2 separate regions of the Homo sapiens genome follow, and region 2 is linked to region 1. Evidence: chromatin loops called from intact Hi-C (ENCODE). Cell type or tissue: GM12878. All regions are shown on one strand. Links, peaks and the distances in the headings refer to the core of each region. The heading gives the core; the rest is flanking DNA.

Region 1 (9,917 bases), core at 941-8,940:
CATCACAGACGCTCTGGATAACTCTCACAGTGGAGAGTAAGTCCGTCCCCTTCTTAGTCAATACAGAGGCTACCCACTCCACATTACCTTCTTTTCAAGGGCCTGTTTCCCTTGCATCCATAACTGTTGTGGGTATTGACAGCCAGGCTTCTAAACCTCTTAAAACTCCCCAACTCTGGTGCCAACTTAGAAAACATTCCTTTATGCACTCTTTTTTAATTATCCCCACCTGCCCAGTTCCCTTATTAGACCAAGACATTTTAACTAAATTATCTGCTTCCCTGACTATTCCTGGACTACAGCCTACAGCTGCATCTCATTGCCGCCCTTCTCCCCAACCCAAAGCCTTATTTGTGTCTTCCTCTCGTATCGCCCTACCTTAACCCACAAGTATGGGATATCTCGACTCCTTCCCTGGCAACCGATCACATGCCCATTACCATCCCATTAAAACCTAATCACCCTTACCCCACTCAACGCCAATATCCCATCCTACAGCACGCTTTAAAAGGATTAAATCCTGTTATCACTCACCTACTACAGCATGGGCTTCTAAAATCTATAAACTCCCCTTACAATTCCCCCGTTTCACCTGTTCTAAAGCCAGACAAGGCTTACAGGTTAGTTCAAGATCTGCGCCTTATCAACCAAATTGTTTTGCCTATCCACCCCTTGGTGCCAAACCCATATACTCTCCTATCCTCAATACCTCCCTCCACAATCCATTATTCTGTTCTAGATCTCAAACATGCTTTCTTTACTATTCCTTTGCACCCTTCATCCCAGCCTCTCTTTGCTTTCACTTAGACTGACCGTGACACCCATCAGGCTCAGCAAATTACCTGGGCTGTACTGCCGCAAGTCTTCACAGACAGCCCCCATTACTTCAGTCATGCCCAAATTTCTTCCTCATCTGTTACCTATCTCGGCATAATTCTCATAAAAACACATGTGCTCTCCCTGCTGATCGTGTCCGGCTAATCTCCCAAACCCCAATCCCTTCTACAAAACAACAACTCGTTTCCTTCCTAGGCATGGTTAGTGCGGGCAGAATTCTTACGCAAGAGCTGCGACCGCACCCTGTAGCCTTTCTGTGCAAACAACTTGACCTTACTGTTTTAGCCTAGCCCTCATGTCTGCGTGCAGCGGCTGCCGCTGCTTTAATACTTTTAGAGGCCCTCAAAATCACAAACTATGCTCAACTCACTCTACATTTCTCATAACTTCCAAAATCTATTTTCTTCCTCACACCTGACGCATATACTTTCTGCTCCCCAGCTCCTTCAGCTATACTCACTCTTTGTTGAGTCTCCCACAATTACCATTGTTCCTGGCATGAACTTCAATCTAGCCTCCCACGTTATTCCGGATACCACACCTGACCCTCATGACTGCATCTCTCTGATCCACCTGACGTTCACCCCAACTCCCCACATTTTCTTCTTCCCTGTTTCTAAACCTGATCACACTTGGTTTATTGATGGCAGTTCCACCAGGCCTAATCGCCACTCACCAGCAAAGGCAGGCTATGCAATAATATCTTCCACATCTGTTATTGAGGCTACCGCTCTGTTCCCCTCCACTACCTCTCAGTAAGCCGAATTAGTTGCCTTAACTCAAGCCCTCACTCTTGCAAAAGGACTACGCGTCAATATTTACACTGAATCTAAATATGCCTTTCATATTCTGCACCACCATGCTGCTATATAGGCTGAAAGAGGTTTCCTCACTACACAAGGGTCCTCCATCATTAATGTCTCTTTAATAAAAACTCTACTCAAGGCTGCTTTACTTCCAAAGGAAGCTGGAGTCATTCACTGCAAAGGCCATCAAATGGCATCAGATCCCATTGCTCTAGGCAACGCTTATGCTGATAAGGTGGCTTGACAAGCAGCTAGCTTTCCACTTTCTGTCCCTCACAGCCAGATTTTCTCCTTCACATCAGTCACTCCCACCTACACCCCCGCTGAAACTTCCACCTATCAATCTCTTCCCACACAAGGCAAATGGTTCTGAGACCAAGGAAAATATCTCCTTCCAGCCTCACAGGCCCATTCTATTCTGTCGTCATTTCATAACCTCTTCCGTGTAGGTTACAAGCCGCTAGCCCATCTCTTAGAACCTCTCATTTCCTTTCCATCCTGGAAATCTATCCTCAAGGAAATCACTACTCAGTGTTCCATTTGCTATTCTACTACCCCTCAGGGATTGTTCAGGCCTCCTCCCTTTCCTACACATCAAGCTAGAGGATTTGCTCCTGCCCAAGACTGCAAATTGACTTTACTCACATGCCCCGAGTCAGAAAACTAAAAGACCTCCTAGTCTAGGTAGACACTTTCACTGGATAGGTAGAGGCCTTTCCTACAAGGTCCGAGAAGGCCACCACTGTCATTTCTTCCCTTCTGTCAGACATAATTCCTCGGTTTGGCCTTCCCAACTCTGTACAGTCCGATAGTAGACCAGCCTTTATTAGTCAAATCAGCCAAGCGTTTTTTCAGGCTCTTAGTATCCAGTGAAACCTTTATATCCCTTATGGTCCTCAGTCTTCAGGAAAAGTAGAACAGACTAAAGGTCTTTTAAAAACACACCTCACCAAGCTCAGCCACCAACTTAAAGAGGACTGGACAATACTTTTACCACTTTCCCTTCTCAGAATTCAGGCCTGTCCTTGGAATGCTACAGGGTACAGCCCATTTGAGCTCCTGTATAGATGTTCCTTTTTATTAAGCCCCAGTCTCATTCCAGACACCAGACCAACTTGGACTGTGCCCCAGAAAACTTGTCATCCCTACTATCTTCTGTCTAGTCATACTCCTATTCACCGTTCTCAACTACTCATACATGCCCTGCTCTTGTTTACACTGCCGGTTTACACTGTTTCTCCAAGCCATCACAGCTGATATCTCCCGGTGCTATCCCCAAACTGCCACTCTTAACTCTTGAAGTAAATAAATAATCTTTACTGGCAGGACTATGCTGAATCTCCTTAGGCACTCTCTAATCAGATGTCCTGGGTCCTCCCAATTCTTACACCTTTAATACCTGTTTTTCTCCTTCTCGTATTCCGTTTAGTTTTTCAATTCATACAAAACCATATCCAGGCCATCACCAATAATTCTAAATGACAAATGTTTCTTCTAACAGTCCCACAATATCACCCCTTACCACAAAATCTTCCTTCAGCTTAATCTCTCCAGAGATTAAGCTTGGGAACTCTAGGTTCCCATGCTGCCCCTAATCCTGCTCAAAGCAGCCCTGAGAGACATTGCCCATTATCTCTCAATACCATCCCCCAAAATTTTCACCGTCCCAACACTTTACCACTAAGAAGACAGGAATGTCAGGCCTCTGAGCCCAAGCTAAGCCATCATATCCCCTCTGACCTGCACGTACACATCCAGATGGCTGGTGCCTGCCTTAACTGATGACATTCCACCACAAAAGAAATGAAAATGGGCTGTTCCTGCCTTAACTGATGACATTATCTTGTGAAATTCCTTCTCCTGGCGCATGCTGCCTCAAAAGCTCCCCACTGAGCACCTTGTGACCCCCACCCCTGCCCGCCAGAGAACAACCCCCCTTTGACTGTAATTTTCCTTTACCTACTCAAATCTTATAAAATGGCCCCACCCCTATCTCCCTTCGCTGACTCTCTTTTCGGATTCAACCCGCCTGCACCCAGGTGATTAAAAGTTTTATTGTTCACACGAAGCCTGTTTGGGGGTCTCTTCACACGGATGCGCATGAAAAGGTAAAAGAGAAAAAAAGAGAAACGAAAACAGGTGGAACAAAGAATAATAACCCTCATGAATCTAAATATATCAATAATTTCAGTAAATGTGAGCAAACTAATAATACTCGAATTAAATCAGAAGAGTTATAGAAAGGAGAAAATAAAACAAATCACAATAAAATCTTTATGCTGCTTTTAAGAGGTCTTAAACATAAGGTACTAGAGAGACTAATGTATGAAAGATAGAGCATCTGTAACATTCATCTCTCAATTAGTTCAAAATTTTACCTACCACAGACACGTGAAAGACTTTTGCTGCCCCCTACCCTTCATTTCATGATTAGCACCACAAAGGAATTATAGGTGGTAGCTAGTCAGATATGAGCAGAGCAGGAGAGGACTTCCCCCACCCAAACACACACACCAGGAACGTCGGGTGACCATCAAGTGATGGTCAGGCAATTGTTAACTGTCTCTCTAAAATAATAATTTGTCACAGCCAGCACCAGGGAAAGGCAGTCTCCCAATAGATAAAAAATCCTGAAATTGGTGACTGGCAGCTTCTCGATAAAATCTCAAGAGTTGAGTAAGTGGGCTCAAGCCTGCACACTATGGAAATATTTTGCAGACCCTGTGCTTGATGGATCAGCTGGCACCACTCAGACTGATAAATGGTCTCATCTGGTCTTGTGGCCCCCCAACCCAGGAACTGACTCAGTGGAAGAGGACAGCTTTGACTCCCTATGATTTCAGCTCTGAACCAACCAATTAGCACTCCTGACTTACTGGCCCCCTACCTACCAAATTATTTGCACACTAAGAGGCAAAATGGTGGATGACCTTCCTCTAGGAACACTGGCCTAGTAAGGGGAAAATGCCTCAAGTGAGCATGGGTAAAACTCCAGTAAGCACACTGCACATGTTCCCCTCCCAAACCCTAGCAGGCCACTGCACATGCGGACAGCGCACCCCAAGGGAAGAATCAGGGGAAAAGAGACGCAAGACCCCAGAAGTATGCCAATGTATAAAACCCCAAGTCCAAATTCAAACAGTACAGTTGATCTCTCAAGTTGCCTACTTGGCCCTCTTCTAAGTGGGCTTTACTTTCATTCATTCCTGCTCTAAAACTTTTTAATAAACTATCACTGCTGCTCAAAACCTGCCTCAGTCTCTCCTTATGCCTTATGCCCCTCAGTTGAATTTTTTCTTCTAAGAAATCAAGGATTGAGGTTGCTACAGAACCATATGGATTTGCGATCAGTGACATGCTTTGGTGACGTGACTTGGATATGATTCTTAGTGCTAACAGGATGACCTGGCACAGTATTACAAAAGCACCAGTTCTCTAATCCTAGATGTTTTCAAAGAAACATGCTTTACAAAAGACTTTCACTGTTGAAGACAGATATTGAATGAAATCAATTTTTAAATAGCCTTCCTCATGAATTTGCAATAATTGCTTAATTTATCATGTGAACCTATTATATATTAGGTTCACATGATATTAAACCTACAATAAATTTAACCTATAATGGTTAAATTTCACGATAGAGCTGATGATAAGCTTTTGGTAGCAGAGACGTTTCAAAGCAGCTATTTTCTTATTTAAATGTTTTATTGTATTTTTAGAATTACATTCAACCTGTGGTTCCTTTCGAAGTGATTCTTTAAAACCACTTGATCATTTCATTATGATAGTTATTTAAGTCTACTATCTAAAGCCAAGTTAATATAATTAGTTATAAGGAAATTATAATATCTCACAATATAATGCATTAGAATTTATAAAATCTAAAATCTGCATATTAAAAATATAAATAGGAATAGATTAAACAGAATTAGCAAGATTAAAGAGTATAGCTAATAATTATGGAAAGTTAAACACTGCATGTTTGCACTTATAAGTGGTGGATAAACAATGGGTATACATAGAGATACAGAATAAATAAAAAAGCAAGTAAAGTTAAACATCGCATGTTTGCACTTATAAGTGGTGGATAAACAATGGGTATACATAGATATACAGAGTAAATGAATAAATAAAAAAACAAGTAAAGTTAAACACTGCATGTTTGAACTTATAAGTGACATATAAACAATGGGTACACATAGATGTCAGGACTTTGAGCCCAAGCTAAGCCGTCACATCCCCTGTGACCCACACGTATACATTCAGATGGCCTGAAGCAAGTGAAGAATCATAAAATAAGTGAAAATGGTCGATTCCTGCCTTAACTGATGACATTACCTTGTGAAATTCCTTCTCCTGGCTCAGAAGCTCCCCCACTGAGCACCTTGTGACCCCCTGCCCCTGCCTGCCAGAGAACAACCCCCTTTGCCTATAATTTTCCACTACCTACCCAAATCCTATAAAACGGTCTCACCCCTATCTCCCTTCACTGACTCTTTTCGGTCTCAGCACGCCTGCACCCAGGTGATTAAAAAGCTTTATTGCTCACACAAAGCCTGTTTGGTGGTCTCTTCACAGGGACGTGCATGACAATTAGACATACAGAGTAAATGACAGATACTGGAGATTCCAAAAGGTAGGAGGGTGGAGAGGGGTGAAGATCGAAAAATTACTATCTGGTAGAATATTCACTAATTGGGCAAAGGGTGCTCTAAAACCCCAGACCTCACAACTACACAATATGTCCATGTAACAAAACTGCCCTTGTGAAACCACCTTTGCAAACATTCTATCAGCGAGAACATTATGGCAGTGGGGAAGATCTGATCTAGCCAACCCCCTGTCTCTCGCGTTTAGCTTTCAAGCTGCCTTAATTATTTCTGGGCTTAGGCCAAGCTAGCTTTGGAAGACATTTACGTTATAGTTTAAATGATAATAGCCTTCCCCAAAACTCAACTGCCTTTGTAAAGCTAATGAGAGACCACCAGGCTAGGGGGAACTCAGGAGCCAGAATTCTGCTAGGGTGTAGACTGCTCACAAGATATGCAACTTCCCCGCTTGCTTACCCCTACAGATAACATCACTATTGTGGATCTGCCTTTTGAGAAATCTTTTCAGGTTTTTTGCATGGCTGACACCTGATGGCTCCATTTGGACTTGGCAAACCACTCCTGGGGCCCCACCCAGGAGTGACTCATCTCCAGAAGACAGCCTTGACCCCCTGTGATTTAATCTCTGCCCCAACCAATCAGCAGCAAGCACTCATTTCCTAGCCACCTCACCCCTTCCTGCAAACTGCCTTTGAAAATACCTGTAACCTAAGAGCTTTTGTTGAGATTGATTTGAGTAATTACTTTATCTCCCACATGGCCTGGCTGGCCTCATGTCTAGTAAACTCTTTCTTTACTGCATTGCTGTGCTTTTTGTACAGTGGGCAGGAAGACTCTTCAGGAGGTTACACTTATATGCTTTAAGCTGTTTTTTTTTTTTTAAAAAAAAAAAAGCTCTTTAAAGCAGATGTTCAAAATTATGTATGGAAAAACAGAAAGAATGATCATGGATTATTTTACATAAAATATTAATGCAACCTATAGAATGGTAGAAAATGCAACCTATGGAATGGTAGACAATATCTGCAAACCATATATCTGATAAGGTACTAATACAAAAATATAAAAGAAACTCACTCAGCTTAACAGCAAAAAAAAAAAAATACCTAAATTAAAATGGGCAAAGAACCTGATTAAACATTTATACAAACAAAATATACAAATGACAAATAGGTATATAAAAAGGTACTCACCATTACTAACTGAATGTACATCAAAACCACAATGAAATATTACTTCATACCTGTTAGAATGATTATGATGAAAAAGACTAGACATGACAAATACTGATGAGGGTGTGGAGAAAAGGGAATCTTTGAACACTGTTGGTGGAAATCTAAATTGATACACCTGTTATAGAAAATGATATGGAGGTTCTTCAACCCAATAAAAATAGAAGTACTATATAATTCAGCAATCCTATTTCTGAGTATATATCCAGAGAAAATCAAATAAGTATCTCAGAAGGATATCTGCATCCCCATGTTCATTGGAACATTATTCAGAATGGCTAAAATACGGAAACAAGTGTCCATGAATGAATGAATGAATGGATAAGGAAATCATAGTATATGTATGCAATGCAATATTATTCAGCCATAAAAAGAATAAAACTAATTTGGAACAACATAGATGAGCCTGGAGGACATTATGCTAACACAAAAAGACAAATATTGCATAACATAACTTCTATATAAAATCTTAAAAAGTATAACTCATAGAAGCAAAGAATAGAGTGGTCCTTGTCAGGGGATGAGGAATGGAGGAAACAGATGTTACTCAAAGCACACATTTTCAGTTATAAGATGAACAATTTCTGGGGCTATAATGTACAGCATGGGTGATAGATGCATTAAATAAATTTGTTGAGGGTAATCATTATACAGTATACACATATATCAAATCATCACATTGTTCACCTTGAATATATTCAATCTTTGTCAATTACATATTTTTCTTAAATAAAAACTGTTCAAAGTTGCTCAGCTGATAAGCAAATATCAAGTGTTTAGAGGTGGGTGCAATGCTTACAGAGTTCTTGCTATTAAGCACAATTCTGTCTCTTCTATCTCTCATTCAGATGTATTATTATTATTTTAAGACAGCATTATACTCAAATACCTTAAAATGGTCGGCAAGGTAGTACACAAATTGGCATCATCTCCCTTCATGGCCTGTTATCTTGCTTATCACAGTGGAGTCACTGTGATTATATTGGTCCTGCTAATCTTGCAAATGTGAAAAAAAATTCCTGTTTTGGGACATTTTCTTTAGCTGTTTGTCTGTTGGGAAGCCTCTAACTCCTGATAGCTACTTATCACTTGACCAATTTCCTCCCTTTCAATCTTTACTCGGATGTTACTTTTTCCATGAAGCTTAGTCTGGCTATTTTACACAGCCAGCACTCATAAAACCTATCACTACTGCTACTGCTACAAGTCTGATTTTCTCCTCTCTTTCTCTCTCCTCTACTCCAAATGTATGTGTGTGTGTGTGTGTGTGTGTGTTTATCTTCTAGCATATTATCTGATTTGCAAAGCCAGGTAGAATCATAACTTAAGTGGTTGCTAATAGATCATGGATTTTCAGAGGCATCATAAATAGAAGCCACCCAAAGTGCTCCCTAATTTGCATAATTATAAAGCCTTGACAGCCAAGAAGCAGGTATCTGATATTACCCATGACAAAACTCACAGTCCACTTATTTCTCAGGTCAGAACCCACAGTGCCAGAGATCAATATTTGTGGAATAAATAGCACTTTGAGGAAGATCTCTGCAACTTCACCTAAATCTATGTATTAATTATTTCTCCAATTCTTTTCAAATAGATAGGTAATGGTTTTCCAAGGCAAATATATACTTAGAAAAGTAAATATCCTGACTTTTTAAGGATTCCGATCCTTACAACATATAAAATCCAAACTAACACTAATGCCTAGTGACTCAAAACATCATCACAATCCAAAATTAGAGTGGAAACTAATGAATATTAAAAAATAAAGTTTTCAGAAGGTGCCTAAAGGGATCTTGAGTTAATTGTCCTGGTTCATCAACATATAATTGGACAGACATAGTTACCAGAAGGTTGAATACTAGCATTTGTTCTTGATCTATAGAAGAAAGCTTATTGCAGTAGGAAGAACAAATGGAAGCCCTTAAGACTGTAAACCAATTGTGGCGTGATAGTAACAAAAATCGCTGGTGTGTTATGGAAGGGATTGTAGAGGTAAATGTTACCAACATAGATGTGAAATCTGAAAAGGCAATTGTCCTATCTCATCTCTGTTGAATTTATCTATCTGTTCTCTATAAATTTAGCTGTATCATAGCAAATGACTACATATTGTCATGAATTTAGTCATGTTGTAATCTCAAATTTAACTGTTGTGGAGAATGTAATATGTTTACTGGAGTAATTCACAAATTTCAATTACTGCACTGTACTTGATATATTGGTATTTATTTACACAATACTCTCATGTCCATGCTCATCATTAAGAATGATCAAAATATGTGACAGAGACAGCAATATACTTTTATTCATTTAAGTCAGTACTATCAGCTCTCCAGGTTTTTGTGCTCATATACTTCACAGGGATATTATTTATATTATCATTCTGTAGATCTTTACAATAGATAACTGAAATTATGACAGCATGTTAA
Region 2 (9,917 bases), core at 997-8,996, 340 kb before region 1:
TTTTCTTTTTTATCATATTACAATATTACAATGCTCTTCAAGAAAAAAATGTTTTATTATATAATACTCATATAAAACTGATGGTCAGCTGCAGGATCTTATCCTGATGATCAATTTTTTCCAGTATCGAATTATCACTGGTGTGAATTTAATTTTCTGAATTTCTTTAAAAGAGAATAAAATGAAAAACCCTGGCATCAGCATTAAAATTACACTAAGAGAAACCTAAAGAATGAACTGAGTTTACCTTTCTTTTAGATTCTGTTTTAACAGGGCTTCTAATATTCCTTTTCTTTCCCTTCTGCATTTTTCTGATGAACATTTTCTAAATTAATGTAGTCAAATATTTTCTGAATATACGTTCTGGGTAAAGTAATTTCTTTTTTTTTTCTGGAGAGACAAAAGATAAATTGGAAATAATTTTTGTCCTCAAGGAGCTTAGAGATGTAGTAGGAGGAGAAAAACATGTAAATACATGTAAAATTTCAATACCGTGGACAATCATTAAATAGAAGCATATACAAAGGAAAGAAGGTCATATGTCAAGAGTCCATTAGGTAAGGCTAGCAATTAGTAAGGTTAGATGCTTAAGAATCTTCTGTTTTGATTGATGTGGAGACACTTCAGTGGATGAAAGGCAGATACCAAGAGAAAGGAATTATTTAAAGTACTGAGTTCCAGGCATATGAAGCAAATTATGCCAAGAGAAGCAACGGGAAAGACTCCATTGTAAAAACTACAAGAATTAGCAAGTGTTCATGATAGGGGTGCAAAGGAGAGAAGTCATGAGTGCAGATCATAAAAGGCCTTGCATCATCATTTAAAAACATTTAATGTTTATCTGCTGAATTATGGAAAACCATTGAATGTCTCATGAAGCATAATGATGTAATCCTATTACAGAGATATTGAAGCAGCAGTATTGAGAAACAATAATTAATGGAATCAGGTGGGCAATGGAGGAAGATCAGTTTTCAGAGGCTTGCAGATTTCTGGTTTGGAATAAGTAGTACTAAGTTATGCTAACCATAAAAAATAGTGTAGTAAAAACAAACAATAGGTCTGCATTTTTTTAAAAACTGCAATAAACAGGGTATTACTTATTGGACTATATAATCTGAATGTGTTACAGGTTCTAACTACTTTTATGTCATTGCTCAGGAAAAACATTTGGTTTTGAAAGATTACCTGGTTAGCCATATATATGAAAATAATGTTTATTTACAACAAAGCAGCCCTGTACTCCAAATACTTTACCATAGGGGAAAAACAAGAACACCAGTGTCAGCATTATGCAGTATACACTAGACCCTTAATAAGTACTATGTGATAATTATTGCTATAATAAAAGAGAATGTGCTTTTGACTATTAATTTTCTAAACAGTTTAAGTATGACTTTTTGAGGTAATAGTCAGATTGAACACCATCATAGAAAGTAATACAAAATTACCATTTCAATTTCAGGGGCACATGGAATGAACTTAGAATAGGTTAAGTCTAGGAGTGACTTGTAAAAGGCTGTCTCAGATTTTGCTTTTGAAGGAGCTCATGTAAGTTATGGCGCCATGTGGCAAAGTTATTCTCAGTATAGTTATGCAAAGAGACACAGACTATCTCAGGTTGGTAAAATTTCATTTAGCTCAGTATAGCATACACAGTAACTTAGTAATATAAGGGAGTTATCATCATCTCTAGCACACTATCACAGAGGAACTTAGTCCTCAAAGAGAGTGTGTTGTTTATTTTACTCAGCATAAAACGAGTATTCTCCCTCTTTTTCCCACTCTAGTAATTTTCTCTAAGTTTCAACGTTCTTTGAAATTTAAAATAAGTGAATCAGTAGTTCTGAAAAGAATTAAACAAAATTGCTTGTTAATTTTTTTGTAATTTTAAAAGATAGGAGTAGAAAAATGTGAGTTAATTTAAATTCTCCCAATTTTTTATGTGTTTGAGATTTTTATTACATACATTTTTAATGCAGGAACATATTTTATGTTTTCTAATTTTTTTCTACATTACCTAAATGATCAAAATTTCATATGAAGAATACAGAAAAATAGCAATTCAGAATTATTTTCCAAAATCATTGAAATTCCTTGTATTTATATACCCATTATATTGTTTAAATGCATTCATATTCTCAGGCAACATACTCAATGAAAACTTGCAAAAATAATACAAAGAATGCTATACATCCAACATATAGAGAACCTCTAATTGATTTCATAGTGTATTCTTTTTTTTAACAGCAAAAAAATCCAAACTAGGATCATATATTGCACTCACTTATTTAGACTTTCTCTTATGTCTTTCTAGTTTCCTTCAATCTGAAATAATTTATCAGCCTTTATTGGCTTACATGACTAAGAAATTTTTATTACAAACCAATAATTTTGTAGAATATTTTTTCATGTGTGTTTATAGGATATTTCTGCGTGAGTAGATTCAGGTGATGCATTGTTTAGCTAAATTATCACAGAAATAATACTGCTATCTCATGGCATTCTATCAAGTGACACCCAATGTCTACTGGATTCGTTACTTGCAGTGTTAAATTGGGCTACTCAAGATGATATCAGACAGATTTTGCCATCATAAAGCGATGTTTCCCCATCCCATTCCCACTACAATTAATGAGTCCTTTATGACAAGATATTTCGAAACCATGTAAATCTCAAATTTTCATCCCTCTTTCCACATTAGTTTTAGCATCCATTGATATTTCTCAGGTAAATTAATGAATTATTAATATGATGGTTGTCAAATGTGATTTTCTAATTTAATATTTTATTCTACATTTCTAGTTGGTGTTCTATGGTAAGAAAGGTATTTGACTTCTATTTATTCTGTATTAGTATCTGTGTTGATCCACACATTTCTGTTTTAATTAGAACAATCTAATATTAGTAGGATTTTAATGCTCAAATTGCCTTAGATTTAATTGAAAAAGCTCCTTGAAGCTGGCTTCTGTGTTATTTTAATATACCCCTATAATTTTACAAGAAATTGTTTATTTTTCTCACACACAAAAATTATTTCAGGGTCAGATTACTCTTTCTTTTCCTTTGTCCTGGAATTGAACATTTTTCTAAGGTATTTAAAAATCAAGGTCTGAGTTCTAAGTGTCCTTATTATTGCCCCCAGGTATGCTCAGAGGACAGAAGGCTGGAAGGAAGGGAAGAAGGTAGAAAAACAAGAGTGAAAAAGAGGGTTTCCGATTTATGGATGTATATTAAAGCATATTGAAGATATCAGGTGATTTCATCCCTTTATACACTTCAGCATATATCTCCAAATGGTAAGAACATATGACTAATTTCATAATAAAAATAATGGCATTTTTAACCAAAATTTAAAATAATGTATTGATTTTATATAGCACCCAGTTCATAACAAAATAAAATAGTTCCCTCTAATCCTCTGAGGATACATTCCAAGATCCCCAGTGGACGCAGGAAATCTAGGATAGTACCAATTTACATATTTTACGTTTTTTCCTATACAAACATTTGTATTATAAAGTTTAAAGTACAAATTTAGGATAGCAAGATATTAGCAACAATATCTGATAAGAACTAGAACAATTATAATAATATAACTGTCATAAAGCAGATGATTCATACCCTAGGTGGGATAGAGTTGGGACAGTGCAAAATTTTATTATGTATTCAGAACAGCATGCACTTTAAAACTTATAAATTGTTCATTTCTGGCATTTTTCACTTAATATTTTTGAAATGCAGATGACTGATGGTAACTGAAGCCATGGAAAGTGAATACACAGATAAGGGGTGACTACTGTACCACTGATTGACTAAAAAAATGTATATTTCAACAAAGCTAGGGGCATCAAACTATCTGATTTTGAAATATGTTCTACAAAGCTATAGTCCTTAAAAGAGCATGGCAGTGGCATAAAAAATAGACACACCAACAAACAGAAAAGAATAGAGAACCCAGAAATGAACCTATGCATTTACAGTCAGTTGTTTTCTGACAAAGGTTCTAAAAACACAAAATGAGAAAAGGACAGTTTTTAAAAATATATATAAATGACATTGGACATCCATGTGCAGAAGAATGAGATTGGACCCTCATCTTACAACATCTACAAAAATCAACTCAAAATGGATTGAAGGCTTAAATATGAGACCTGAAATTGTAAAACCACTAAACAAAAACATAAGGGGAAACCTCCACAACATTGGACTGGGCAATGAGTTTTTGGATTTGACCCCCAAAACACAGGGAATAAAAGCAAAAATAGATGAATAGTATTGCATTATACTAAAAAGTTCCTGCACAGCAAAGGGAACAATTAACAGAGTAAAGAGAGAATCTATGGAGTAACAGAAAATACTTGCAAATCATAAAACTGATAAGGGATTAATATCCAAAATGTATAACGAATCAAACGACTCAATAACAAGAAAACAAATAACTCAATTTACAATAAATATGGGCAAAGTAGGTAGGGGCGGGCCTAGGTCCTAACCGCCCTGGGTCCTGGCAGTTCTCAGGCTTCTTGGGAGTCCAGGCAGGAAGCTCCCTGTTTTTCCTATTAACTCTAATTACTCCACTACTACATGCTTCCGTAACTGGAGTAGCCGCAACCTTAAGTCTCTGCAGGGATGATGCACAAGAGGAGAATATCTGTGGTATGTATTTCTGTAGCATCAGTTTTACTCCAAGGTTTTGAAGAAACAAATTTAATTAATTTATAAGACTCCAGACTTCCAAGATCTTGACCAGAACACCCAACAAGAGAAACACATTTACGGAGACAATAATGAGAGCAGGCTTCTCCAAGACCAAGGAACAGACTAGAATCAAAACCAGTTGACTGAACTTACCTTTTACCACAATCAAACTCCCAAGGGCATACAAAAATGCAAAGGACAGCAACTTCAAAGATTTAAGGAACATCAGCCCACACAGATGAGAAAGAACCAGCACAAGAACTTTGGCAATTAAAAAACCCAGAATATCTTCTTACTTCCAAACAACTGCACTAGTTCCTAAGCGCTGGTTTTCAACCAGGCTGAAATGTGAGAAATGTCAGAAATAGAATTCAGAATATGGATAGGAATGAAGATCATCAACATTCAGGAGAAAGTCAAAACCTAATCCAAGGAATTTACAGAATGCAATAAAATGATACAGGAGATTAAAGACAAAATGGCCATTAAGAAAGGACCAAACTGAATTAATACAGCTGAAAAACTCACTTCAAGCATTTCAGAATACAGTCTCAAGTATTAACAGCAAAATTGACCAAACTAAGGAAAGAATATCGGAGCTCAAATACCAGTTTTCCAAAATAACTCAGTCAGACAAAATAAAGAAAAACAATAAAGAAGAATGAATAAAGCCTTCACGTAATATGGAATTGTGTAAAGAGACCAAATCTATGACTCATTGGGATTCCTGAGGAGAGAAAGCAAGCAACTTGGAAAACATATTTGAGGATATCATCCACAAAAATTTTTCCCACCTCGCTAGAGAGGCCAACATTCAAATCTAGGAAATGCAGAGAACCCCTGTGAGATACTATACCAGATGACTATCCCTAAGACACAGTTGTCAGATTCTACAAGGTCAAAATGAAAGTAAAAATAAGATTGATAGACTGCTAGCAAGAATAATAAAGAAAAAATGAAGATCCAAATAAACACAATCAAAAATGACAAAGGGGACATTACCACTGATGCCACAGGAATACAAAATCTTCTGAGACTACTATGAACACCTCTATGCACAAAAACTACAAAACTGAAAAGAAATAGATGAATTCCTGGAAACATACAACCTCCCAAGATTGAACTAGAAAGAATCTGAATCCCTGAACAGATCAATAACAAGTTCTGCAATTGAATCAGTCACAAAAAGCCTACCAGCTAGAAAAAAGCCCAGGACCAGACAGATCCACAGATGAATTCTACAAGATGTATAAAGAAGAGCTGGTATTATGCCTACTGAAACTATTTCAAAAAATTGAGATGGAAGGATTCCTCCCTAACTAACTGGATGAAGCTAGCATCATCCGGATATTAAAACCTGGTAGAGACACAACAAAAAAAGAAAACTTCAGGCCAATATTTTTGATGAAAATTGATGCAAAAATCCTCAGCAAAATACAAGCAAGCCTAATCTAGCAGCACATCCAAAATCGAATCCACCATAATCAAGTAGGCTTTATCCCTAGGATGCAAAGCTGTTTCAACATATGCAAATCAATAAATGTAATTCACCACGTAAACAGAACTAAAAACAAAAACCACATGATCATCTCAATACATGCTGAAAAAACTTTCAATAAAATTCAACATCGCTTCATGTAGAAAACCTTCAACAAACTAGACATTGAAGGAACATACCTCAAAATAATGAGTCAACTATGACAAACCCATAGCCTACATTATACTGAATGGGCAAAAGCTGAAAGCATTCCTCTTGAGTCCTGGAACAAGACGAGGATGCCCACTTTCACCACTCCTATTCAACATAGTAATAGATGTGTTAGCCAGAGCAATCAGACAAGAGAGAGAAATAAAAGGCAAACAAATAGGAAGAGAGGAAGTCAAACTATATCTGTTTGCAGATTTATGATTCTATACATTGAAAACCCCACAGTTTTTGTCCAAAAACTCCCAGATCTGATAAACAACTTTGGCAAAGTTTCAGGATCCAAAATCAATGTACACAAACCTATAGTATTTTTATACTCCGACAACATCCAGGCTGAGAACCTAATCAACAACACTAACTCATTCACAATAGACATTAAAAGAATAAAATGTCTAGAAATATGGCTAACCAGGGAGGTGAAAGAGCTCTACAATGATAATTACAAAACACTGCTCAAAGAAATCAGAGATAACACCAACAAATGGGAAAACATTTTATGCACATGGATAGGAAGAAACAACAGACATCGGGACCTACTTGATGATGGAGGTTGGGAGGAGACAGAAGATTAGACAACTACCTATTGCGTACCATGCTCATTACCTGGACAACAAAATAATCTGTATACCAAATCCCTGTGACATGCATTTTATCTAGATAACAAACATGCAAATGTACCCCAAACCTAAAATAAAAGTTAATAGGCAAGTACATGAATTGATTTTTTTTTTTTTTTTTTTGAGACGGAGTCTCGCTCTGTCGCCCAGGCTGGAGTGCAGTGGCGGGATCTCGGCTCACTGCAAGCTCCGCCTCCCGGGTTCACGCCATTCTCCTGCCTCAGCCTCCCAAGTAGCTGGGACTACAGGCGCCCGCCACTACGCCCGGCTAATTTTTTGTATTTTTAGTAGAGACGGGGTTTCACCGTTTTAGCCGGGATGGTCTTGATCTCCTGACCTCGTTATCCGCCCGCCTCGGCCTCCCAAAGTGCTGGGATTACAGGCGTGAGCCATGAATTGATATTTGTCAAAAAAATACATAAAAATAGCCAACAAGCATATGAAAAAAAATGCTTAACATCATCAGTCATCAGAGAAATGCACGTTAAAACCACAATAAAATATCTTCTCATACATGTTAGAATGACTATATTCAGAAAGGTGAAAGATCATAAGTGGTGAGTATGTAGAGAAAAAGGAACCCTTATACACTGTTGGCAAGGATGCAATTTAGTACAGACATTATGGAAAAGTCTGGAAGTTCCTTTAAAAACTAAAAATGGAACTACCATATGATTCAGCAATCCCACCACTGGGCATATATCCAAAGAAATTGAAATCAGTAGTTTGAAGAGATATCTGCACTCCCATGTTCATTGCAGCATTATTCACAATAGCCAAGATGTGGAATCAACCTAAGTGTACATCAAATGATGAATGAATAAAGAAAGTGGGATTATATGTACAATGGAATACCATTCAGTCTTACAAAAATAGAATGGAATTCTGTTTTGTGCAACAACATGGATAAAACTTGGAGGGCATTATGCCAAGTGACATTAAGTAGGCACAAAAAGACTGTTACCGCATGAGCTTACTTGTATGTGGAATCTAAAAATGTCGATCTCATAAAAGTTGAGAGGAGAATGGTGGTTATCGAAGGCTGGTTTGGGGCTGGGGCATTAAGTGTAGACATGTGCATTAAAGGGTACAAGTTTCAGTTAGGAGGAATACGTTTTTGAGGTTTATTGCACAGCAGAGTATAGTTAATAATAACATATTTCAAAATTGCTAAGGGAGTACATTTCAGATGTTCTTACAACAAAAAATTAATATGTGAGGTAATGGGTATATGAATTATCTTGATTTTATTATTTCACAATATGTACATCTCTTACATCACATTGTCCTTCATAGATACTTGTCAATTCAAAAAAATTATTTAAAATATTTATGATATGCCCCCCAAAAAAGTCTTAAAGTTGGTCTGTTCAGTTCAGTCTGTAATAAATGCCCATATCTTGCATTGTGTTGTATTTAAGTATTTTTTAAATTAGGTGTTTCCTCTAACATTTTTATTCCATTAACTCTTGAAGAAACAGAATCAGTTGTCCTTGATCAAAAAGGTGTTAATTTCCCCTTCAGCTGGAGTAAACATTAGACAAGTTTCATTTTACCCATAGGTTTCTGAGCTACCTTTTCTTATAGCATTTGCTTTATAAAGTATGCAATTTTAAATCATTTATCTGCTTCTTTGAGATGCAAATCATGAAGCCTCTTGCCGAATTTACAACTTAGGAATCTCTTTCTCAAGGATCTGGGAGTCATCCCATTGAAATGCAATCATCAAGAATGATAGAACCTCTATCTTTCAGTCTCTGTGAGAGGAGAGGTGCCAATTAGGTATCAATTAGGAAACATAGATGGTCTAATCCTATTTATCAACCTATCCTGTAAAGTTTTCCAGTACTGTTCCACTAGCATGTCCTGGTGCTTAAAGCTCTCCAGCCTTTTGTTTCAAGACAGTTGAATTCAACATCCCTTTCCTATTGCAATAGTCTTGTATAAGGTCTTCCTTACCTGTTTAACTTGTCCAGTTCAATTTTCTATTAACATATTGAAGCCTGCCCATTCCTCCAAAGTCATCTTTGTAGCTCCTTGTCACAGAGGTTTAGTCTCTGTGTTTCCTGTAAACTGGTAGTTAGACATAAAATTTTGAATAGCTCTAAGTTCAATTTATTAGCAAGAATACTTAAGAGGTGATTCTGCCTTATTAATATAGGAGGTACATATCGTGGATTAAATTATATGTCCCCAAAATAGATATGTCAAAGCCCTAACCCACTATTAAAAGAAACTTTCAGACAAAACAAATTTAGCAGAGTTTATTTGAGCAAAGATTGGTTTAGAATAACTCAGAACCAGAAGAAGTTCGGAGCGGTTCACCCAGCTGTGTGAAGAGTGAGCTTGTAGAGGTCAAATAGGGATGCAAAATGGAGAAATCGCCTGATTGACTACAGCCAGGCATCTGCCTTATTTGGGCATAGTGTGTTCACTTGGCTAGCTGTGATTAGTTAAGCTTAACTGTTTGTGATTGGCTGAAACCCTGGTTATTTGTTACAAAACTATACTTTTAAATTAGCTTTTTTTTTCTTTTCATACTAAGTTAGATTGCAATTGGTTATGGAAGAACTCAAAGTAGGGAGAAAGCCTTCAGCAGCTTATATTACATCTCAATGTAACTGTATTTAGATATAAGCCCTTTAAACCGGCATTTAAAGTTTAATGACGTCATAAGGGTGGAGGCCTATAGCATCCAATAAGATTGGTGTTCTTACAACAGGTGAGAGAGACAGACACTGGGAGTGCTCATGCGCAGAGGAAAGGCCGTAGGAGGATGCTATAAAAAGGCTGTTGTCTGCAAGCCAAGGGGTGAGGCCTCGGGAGAAACCAAGCCTGTTGACACCACGATCTTGGACTTCCACCCCTTCAGAACCGTGAGAAAATAAGTT

What was found. A loop is a pair of places that touch in the nucleus more often than their neighbours do. Peaks named below come from ENCODE experiments on the same cell type or tissue, not always from the same donor. Only the 100,000 strongest peaks of a DNase experiment are listed, where the experiment ranks them.
Region 2: a loop joins it to region 1, with 2.1 times the contacts of the local background. A loop is called at or near these places in 10 of 110 quality-filtered maps.

What each region holds. Positions count from the first base shown.
Region 1 is chr13:81,868,685-81,878,601 of GRCh38, forward strand. No RefSeq gene overlaps it. Among named protein-coding and RNA genes, the nearest start is that of LINC00564, 650 kb to the left of the region's middle. RefSeq lists enhancers at 5,781-6,468, 6,469-7,155. In GM12878, for the core only: a CTCF peak has its summit at 4,055; no DNase peak of the experiment used is centred there.
Region 2 is chr13:81,530,154-81,540,070 of GRCh38, forward strand. It overlaps LOC105370283 (a long non-coding RNA gene), which reads left to right and starts at 3,166. Exons shown (of 4, transcript XR_942125.2): 1 at 3,166-3,299; 2 at 9,749-9,902. In GM12878, for the core only: no CTCF peak of the experiment used is centred there; no DNase peak of the experiment used is centred there.